Linked DNA regions of Homo sapiens: all the other regions are linked to region 3. The links are chromatin contacts, found by Hi-C or POLR2A ChIA-PET in ENCODE. All regions are on one chromosome and are shown on one strand. Each heading gives the region's core, a stretch centred on a gene start or an enhancer-like site at or near the end of the contact. The rest is flanking DNA. Distances are from core to core; before and after follow the strand shown.

Region 1 (2,700 bases), core at 10-2,509, 550 kb before region 3:
GGCGAAACACCTTCTCTACTAAAAATACAAAAATTAGCCGGGCATGGTGGCATACGCCTGTAATCCCAGCTACTCAGGAGGCTGTGGCAGGAGAATCGCTTGAACCCGGGAGATGGAGGTTGCAGTGAGCTGAGATCGCATCACTGCACTCCAGCCTGCGCGTCGAGAGGGAGACTCCATCAAAAAAAAAAAAAAAAAAAAGCCGCATCCTGGAAGACACGGGATCAATTAAATTTCTTGGGTTTTCCTTCATTTAAAATATTTGCCTTTTAAATCAAATGTTAAAGCCATGTAGACGTTCTTCCATCACCCACTGCACATCGCATACAAGGCATAAATTTTTAAACCGTCGTCCCCAGACTGTAGAACTTAGCATATGGAAAACATAAAAACACGAGGGATACTTTTAGCGATAGAGAGAAAATATAGAAACACCAGCGACACTTTTAGCAAAACATTTCACCCAACAAGTGGTTTGTTTTGGTCCTTCCCCTAAAATCCCTCCTACCTGTCAAGCTCACTTTCCCCTCGGTGATCCTGCACATTCGGCCTCCCAGGGGCTTCCCACAACGCTGAGCACAGCCACGGGCAGCAAAAGCACCCAAATGCCCCTTGGCCGGGCCGTGAAAGGCGAGTTTTCCCGACCACTGTCATCAAGAATCTGGAAAAGGGGGCCCAGGAGCATCAGGTGCTTTCAGCAAGAACTTGCACCTTCTGCTTCTCTCGCAGGCGGAGGCGCCAAGGACCCCGTTCCAGGTGGAAGCCCAGGGCGGTTCCTCTACAGACAGAACCGAAAGGTAACCCTGGAGGCTCGGCTCCAGGCTGCGCCAAGCCGAAAACAAACTTTCCAGGCACTTCCACCCCGCTGGGCCGGGTGACACCTCCCGGCCTCCCCCGCCCTCCGCGCGTCTGTCAGCGCCCCCGGCCAGGCCGCCGCCCGCCGCAACCCAGGCCCGGTCTCCCCGCCGCAGCCAAGCAGCGCCCTCGGCCGGCGCCCGCCATCCCCGGCCCGGCCGCCCGGCTGCAGGTAAGGAGGCACCCGGCCCTCGGGACCCCGGGCCGCCCCGCCTCGCCGGACCCGGGCGGCCGCCGGACCCGGCAGGGTAACAAACCGGCGCGTCCAGTCCGCCGCCGCGCGCTCACCAGCTGGCTGGTGGTCCTGGCCATGGGCCCCGCGTCGGCGCGGGCGCCTCCCCCGCAGCGCTGCGCGGCTCGGCGCCTCCTCAGCGTCCTCCTCCCCGAAGCGGAGCCCCAGCAATGGCCGCCCTCATCCTGCGCCCGCCCCGTCGCCCGCCGCCCCCCGCCCCCGGCGCCGCCCCGCCCCCGCGCGGCGCCGGGCAGGACTTCCGTCGCGCCGCAGCCGACGCCCGCGCCCATTGGCCGCGCCCATCGTCGCTCCGCCGCGGCCTTAGTGGGCTCCGCCTCCGCTCCAGCTGCATTTCCGGGTTGGGGCCTGGCGGGCGGGAGAGGCCCGACCCCGCCTGGGGAGGGGGACCTCGCGCGAACCAATCCCAGGGCCTGCGGGGCGGGGCTGGGCGGGGCTGGGCGGGGCAGGGGGCGAGCTGTCATTCCGGCATCCCAGACCGGGAAACTGAGGCTCAGAGGGGACCAGGCTCCGGCCAAGGTCACGCCCGAGGTAGCGGCGGAGCTGTGCTCGAACCCGGAACTCGGATTCCGGAGCCGGCTCTGCGTAAACTCAGAGGCGCAACTTTGCTAGTTTCACAACTAACAAGCGTTCACGGAAGGAAATCTGGGCTATCAAGTCACATTCACGGCCGGGCACGGTGGCTCACTTTGGGAGGCGGAGGTCGAGGCGGGCGGATCACTTGAGGTGAGGAGTTCGAGGCCAGCCTGCCAACATGGAGAAACCCTGTCTCTACTAAAAATATACAATTAGCCGGGCGCCTTGTAGTTGTTAATGTCGATAATGTTTTTTTGTGTTTTTTTGTTTTGGGTTTTTGGTTTTTTTGAGATGGAAATTTGCTCTGTTGCCCAGGCTGGAGTGCAGTGGCTCGATCTCTGCTCACTGCAACCTCCGCCTCCCGGGTTGAAGCGATTCTCCTGCCTCAGCCTCCCGAGTAGCTGGGACTACAGGCATGTGCCACCACACACAGGCAAATGTTTGTATTTTTTTGTAGAGACAGGGTTTCACCATGTTGGCCAGGGGCTGGTCTCCAACTCCAGTGATCTGTCTGTCTCCGCCTCCCAAAGTGCTGGGATTACAGGTGTGAGTCACCACGCCCGGCCAACTTTATTTTTTTTTGAGACAGAGTCTCTGTCGCCCAGGCTGGAGTGCAGTGGCGCGATCTCGGCTCACTGCAAGCTCCGCCTCCCGGGTTCACTCCATTCTCCTGCCTCAGCCTCTCCGAGTAGCTGGGACTACAGGCGCCCGCCACCACGCCCAGCTAATTTTTTTGTATTTTTAGTAGAGACAGGGTTTCACCGTGGTCTCAATCTCCTGACCTCGTGATCCGCCCGCCTCTGCCTCCCAAAGTGCTGGGATTACAAGCGTGAGCCACCGCGCCCGGCCAACTTTATTTTTTTTTATACTGACACATGCCCATGCAGTTCTTGAGTAATGCACAGAAAAATCGGAAGCAGTGAAGGACAAACAGCTTGAGGAACTAGTACACAGTGAACTCTAGAACACGGAGCCCAGGGTGGAGGAGCCTCGGGGCAGGGGCCAAGGGCCAAGGGTCA
Region 2 (2,700 bases), core at 194-2,693, 570 kb after region 3:
GTGAACCTATGAAGAAATTTATCCTACCAGCAAATGATAGTTTTTGTTGTTTTACAGTATTAATATTAAAAAAAACCCTGAGATACTTGGAACAAATCTGTAGGAAGTGATTTGCTTTCAACCTAAATGGGCCCATTTTTCTTTTCGTTTTTTTTTTTTTTTTTTTTTTTTTTTTTTGAGACGGAGTCTCGCTCTGTTGCCCAGGCTGGAGTGCAGTGGCGCGATCTCGGCTCACTGCAAGCTCCGCCTCCTGGGTTCAAGTGATTCTCCTGCCTTAGCCTCCTGAGTAGCTGGGACTACAGGTGCCCACCACCACGCCCGGGTAATTTTTTTTTTTTTTTTTGTATTTTTAGTAGAGACGGGGTTTCACCGTGTTAGCCAGGATGGTCTCGATCTTCTGACCTCGTGATCCGCCCACCTCGGCCTCTCAAAGTGCAGGGATTATAGGCGTGAGCCACCGCGCCCGGCCAATGGGCACATTTTTCATATCACTAAAAATTTCTTTTTTATTTTTTGAGACAGGGTGTTACTCTGTCACCCAGGCTGGAGTGCAGTGGCGCAATCTCGGCTCACTACTAAACCTCCGCCTCCCGGGTTCACGCCATTCTCCTGCCTCAGCCTCCGGAGTAGCAGGAATTACAGGCGCAAGCCACCACACCCCACTAATATTTTTGTATGTTTAGTAGAGACGGGGTTTCACTGTTGGCCAAGCTGTTGTCAAACTCCCGAACTCAGCTGATCCGCCGGCCTCGGCCTCCCAAAGTGCTGGGATTACAGGCGTGAGACACCGCGCCCGGCCTCCTACCACTAAAAATTCTTCGGAAGCACTGTTTCAAATCACGCAGAGCACTTAGAGTTTTCCCTTTTCTCAGCTACTGCGCTGTTGGGGGAAGGGGGACCTCAAGTGTTTGCAAAATAACTGTGATAATTACCTTTGTAGATAAATCTCTGAGTATAAGTTTTTGAGGTCAAGGTTCGAAATGGAACAAATTCCTTTCTACAAAGGCCAGGACCCCTTGGCCCTTCCGCCCGGTGCCTGGCTCCCCCTGACATCAGCCTCTTGGTTCGTTTGTGGAAGAGCAGCTCTATTGAGATACAACTCTTGTGATTAATTCATGTAAAATACACGGTTATGTCGGGTCATGTCACAGCAGGGGCGACCATCGCGGGTCCCACGCGCGGCCCCGGGCAGGACCAGCGTCCCGGGCCGGGGGCTGCAGGGCAGGGCAGGGCAGGGCAGGGCAGGGCAGGGCAGGGCAGGGCAGGGCGGGGCGCGGGGCTGGGGCGGGGTCTGCGGGCCGGGGGCGGGGCTGCGGGGGGCGCGGGGCTGGGGCGGGGCCGGGGTCTGCGGGCTGGGGGCGGGGCCGCGGGGGGCGTGGCCGCGGGGGCGCGCGGGGATATCCGGGGGCGGGGGCGCCGGCGCGGCGCATGCGCGCTGCATTGTTTTGACTGAAAATGCCGTCGGTTTCGAAAGCGGCGGCAGCGGCGCTGAGCGGGTCCCCCCCGCAGACTGAGAAGCCGACCCACTACAGGTCAGCGCCCGTCCGGCCTGCGGCCCCCCGCCCGCGCCCGGTGCAGCTCGGAGCCTCCCGCCGGGGCTCGCGCCGCCTCCGCCGCCCCCGCGCCCCCCGGCCTCCGCGCAGCGCCTGGGCTGGGGGGGCCACGACCCTCTGCTCTCGGCGGCCTCCGCCTGAGGTCGGAGCGCGGCGCCCATGGTCTGGGATGGCACCTGGTTCCGGGGTCCACGCGCCTCTGGGGAGGGAGGAACGCCCCGGGGTTGGGGGTTGCGCCTGGGCTCGGGGACCGGGACCCTCTGCTCCGGCTGCCGACCGTGAGGTCACAGCGGGTCGCCCAGGGTCCGGGGTGGCGCTTGGGCTTGGGGACCAGGGTCAGCGCCTGGGCTACGAGGTCGGGTGAGGGTCGCGTCTGGAGTCGGGATGGGGGTGGGCGCAGCGCCTGGGGCCCGCCGGGAATGTGAGTACGGGTCGACCCTGGGTTGAGGCTCCTGAGGCCGGTGGGTCCCGCCGCCCACGAGTCCGAGTCCCTGGAGGTGCTGCCGGAAGCGAGCCGCGGCGCTGTCTGTGTTTGTAGGTACCTGAAGGAGTTCAGGACGGAGCAGTGCCCCCTGTTTTCACAGCACAAGTGCGCGCAGCACCGGCCGTTCACCTGCTTCCACTGGCACTTCCTCAACCAGCGGCGCCGCAGGCCCCTCCGCAGGCGCGACGGCACCTTCAACTACAGCCCCGACGTGTACTGCTCCAAGTACAACGAAGCCACCGGCGTGTGCCCCGACGGCGACGAGTAAGCGGCCGCGAGGGGGCGCCGCTGCCTGGGCGGAGGTGGGGGGCCTCCACCCGGGGATGCGGCCGGGACCCTCAGCGGACGCCTTAGTGTCCATACCTGGCCCCTGCAGAGGGAGTCGTAATTATACGCTGAAATTTTCTAGTGACCAGGGATGCTGGGGCGGCATTTCCTATTCTCAGGCCAGTTCCCGAGGGATTATGTGTGTTTTAGGGGTAACCCTTGTGTGACTCAAACCAATTTTGCTTCACCTCCCACTTTTTTTTGTTTGTTTTTTGAGACGGAGTTTCACTCTTGTTGCTCTGGCTGGAGTGCAATGGCATGATCTCGGCTCACTGCAGCCTCTACCTCCCAGGTTCAAGTGATTCTCCTGCCTCAGCCTCCGGAGTAGCTGGGATT
Region 3 (2,700 bases), core at 26-2,525:
AGGGCAGGCCCTGGTGCGTCAGTTCAGCAAGAGACTTCATTCTAACTGACCAGCCTTATAGCAACAATGGCGGCTCTACCCTATACATCTGGCCTAGAAACACCTGCAAGGGCCAGTGCTGGCTCTTGGATCCCTCAGTGAGGAAGAGATGGCTCTTGGGAGCAAAAGCAGTGGATTTCCAAGATTTTAAAACCAGAAGTCCTACTCTAGAAGTCAGGCAAAGTGGAGTCTTCCCTAACTTGCGGGAAACCGCCTTCAGTGCCAGACAAGGCAGGGAATCCCTTCCTGGAAGCCCTGTGGCTGTGGCAGGAGCAGTACCCAGCAGCAGATCCCGACAGCTTGGCTTCTGAGACGAGAGGAGGAGGCTCAGATAGCCCCAGTCCTCACCTGTTGGAGGTCCCTGCTCCTCAGCAAACTTCTGCCACCTCTGCATCCGTTTCTCTACGTTCCCCGCTATAACGTCAGCCAGGAGCCCCAGGCCCAGGCTCCAGTGCAAAGCTCTGCTGCGTGCAAACACATCTTACCTTTTTCTTAGGTCTTCAGCACACTCCTCACAGGGGTAAAACTTAGAAAATAAATGTATGAACTGGGCCATGTCTTGCTGCTGTTCTGGGGTGGGCAGGTCGGGGTAGTAGGCGGCCAGGGTGTGGAGGACAGCCCAGCTGTGGCGGCCCAGTTCCTCGCGATCCGGCGGGCAGTCCTCCCTAAACTTGGTGTCCCGCTGCGGAAGCAGGCCGACCGAGAGTGAGTTCATTCTCCGAACAAAGGCGCCCAAAGCTCCCCACTGTACGGCCCAGCCGGTGGCCCACTGGACTCCGGCCAAAGTCCTGCAGACGATCCAACCCACGCGCGGATGAAGGCTGTAAGGCCGGGCCTACCCGGGGGGCAAGGTTCAGGGACAGGCAACCCTGGGAAGCTCTGCCGGGGTACCTGGGCGGGGGCGGGGACAGGGGCTGCGCGGGGCTGGGAGAAATCGGGCAGGGAACTGCACCTTCTGCTGCGTCCGCATCCACGTCTTGAAGTCGACGCAGGCCCGGCACGGCCGCCTCCGGGAGGCGTCCTCGGCGACAGGAGAATCGGAGGTCGGCGCCTGGGCTGGCGTCGAGGCCGAGGCGGCCGCGTCTCTCCGCCCCGCGCCCCGGCCCCGCGCGTCGGTCGCCAGGTCGTCCATCATCTCGGAGCGCGCGCCCCCCGGCAGGAAGAAGAGGTTCCCGCCGTGGAAGCGGCCCCGCTCGCCGGGCGCCGCCATGTTGCCCGCGCAAGGCCTGCCGGGTCAGCTCGGCCTCCAGATGAGCCTCCAGGTCAGCCTCCAGGCCAGCGCGCGGCCACAGGAGCCGGAGGCGCGCGCCGTGCTCGCGGGGGCCGGGCCCGAGCCGGGGCTGGGGGCAGAGTCGGGGGCGGTGCCTGCTTGCGGGCCCGTGTGGAGGCGGAGCCAGAGGCCGCGGCGCTGGCCGGGCCCGAGGACAGGGGCGGGGACGGAGCAGGAGGGTCGGACCCTGCTGGCGCCCTCAGGCGTCGATCCGCGGCGCACGCAGGGGTTGCGCCGTCCGTGGCGGCCGTCCCGCTTTCTCCAGTAAAAGAGCAGTGTGTGGCGCAAGGTGCGCCTCGGCCGCGCTGTGGACCCGAGCTGACACCCAGGCAAAGTCCGTGTTGCGGCCCGCGACGTCCCCATCGCTCCGTTCTGAGTGTCCTGCGTGCCTGCGGCCAGGCTTTGTGCCCTCCGCTGAGGGGCGCGTCCACCCGCTGGCTGCCAAGCGCTCTCTCAACGCGGGCCGGGCGTGACCGCACAGATTGCGGCGCGCGCTAGGGTCCTGGGCTCTTGTCCCCTCCCTGGCGCCATGGCAACGGGCGTCTGGCAACGCAGGGCGCGGCGCGGCCGCAGAGGGTTGGCGCGTGCCTTGGGCTCCCTGGCGCCCCTCGCCGGCTGTCGCGGATCCTAGAGCCTGGGATGAGGGGTCGGGCTCCCGGTTGGAGCGGCCTCTGGGATTCCTGTGCCTCCTTGCGTTCATTTATCCATTCCGCTATTATTTGCGCAGTGACCGCTCTGTTCCAAGCGCTGTTCCAAGTGCTGGGCAGAGCAGGGAACACAATTCTGTTCCCTGACCTTCTCTGTTCATAATCCAGTGGTCAAGACAGGAAAAAAAAACAAGGACTCACACTCATAAATGTTCACGTACAAACTGGTGGGTCCATGCAAGGGTGTAGTAAATCTGGAAGGCCTCCTTGAGGAGGTGACCCTTTCTGAAGGATGAGGAATCAGCTGAGGAGCGCCTTCGAGACCAAGCCCAAGGTGGCAGGGTCTTGGCATTTTGCAGGAACAAAAACGCCAGTGGGACGCTAGGGAGGGTTGTAAGGTGGGAGGGGAGATCCAGGGACGGACAGGGGCCCACCAAAGACTTGGTCGGCAGCTTCGGGGATTGGGAATTTATTATAACGGTAGGAGGGAAGATGCTAGACAGTTTTGGGCAAGGTTACCCAATCTGATCCCATTTCAGTTTGCTGCAGATTCCGCTGGCTATCATATGGGGAGTGGATTTCTTTTTTTTTTTTGAGACAGGGTCTTGTTCCGTTACCCAGGGTGGAGTGCAGTGGCGCGATCTTGTTCACTGCAGCCGCGACTGCTTAGGCTCAAGTGATCTCCCACCTCAGCCTCCCAAGTAGACTACAGGCACACGCCACCACGCCCAGCTAATTTTTGTA

What was found. Hi-C counts contacts between places; a loop is a spot of excess contacts on that map. ChIA-PET counts read pairs that join two places held with the same protein, here RNA polymerase II (POLR2A). Pooled maps may share reads with other maps.
Region 1: a loop to region 3 is called in a map with no recorded cell type, with 4 times the contacts of the local background. The contact joins the promoter of PDPK1 here to the promoter of GFER in region 3. A Hi-C loop is called at or near these places in 2 of 37 single-sample maps with no recorded cell type and 7 of 50 pooled maps. POLR2A ChIA-PET finds 5 or more read pairs at or near these places in 3 of 52 experiments (B cell, naive thymus-derived CD4-positive, alpha-beta T cell and naive thymus-derived CD8-positive, alpha-beta T cell).
Region 2: a pooled map shows a loop between it and region 3 (4-fold over the local background). The contact joins the promoter of UNKL here to the promoter of GFER in region 3. A Hi-C loop is called at or near these places in 1 of 37 single-sample maps with no recorded cell type and 11 of 50 pooled maps. POLR2A ChIA-PET finds 5 or more read pairs at or near these places in 2 of 52 experiments (CD4-positive, alpha-beta T cell and MCF 10A).

What each region holds. Positions count from the first base shown.
Region 1 is chr16:2,536,580-2,539,279 of GRCh38, reverse strand. PDPK1 (3-phosphoinositide dependent protein kinase 1) reads right to left here and starts at 1,259. Exons shown (of 14, transcript NM_002613.5): 1 at 1,144-1,259. The coding sequence starts at 1,167. RefSeq lists an enhancer at 164-864 and silencers at 983-1,112, 1,123-1,332, 1,443-1,752.
Region 2 is chr16:1,413,447-1,416,146 of GRCh38, reverse strand. It overlaps UNKL (unk like zinc finger), which reads left to right and starts at 1,443. Exons shown (of 15, transcript NM_001372107.1): 1 at 1,443-1,532; 2 at 2,092-2,301. The coding sequence starts at 1,456. RefSeq lists enhancers at 244-817, 818-1,392, 1,393-1,967, 1,968-2,542 and silencers at 1,039-1,108, 1,159-1,278, 1,819-1,868, 2,299-2,448.
Region 3 is chr16:1,982,768-1,985,467 of GRCh38, reverse strand. GFER (growth factor, augmenter of liver regeneration) reads right to left here and starts at 1,275. Exons shown (of 3, transcript NM_005262.3): 1 at 992-1,275; 2 at 525-721. The coding sequence starts at 1,249. TBL3 (transducin beta like 3) reads right to left here. Exons shown (of 22, transcript NM_006453.3): 22 at 2,539-2,700. RefSeq lists silencers at 984-1,523, 2,544-2,700.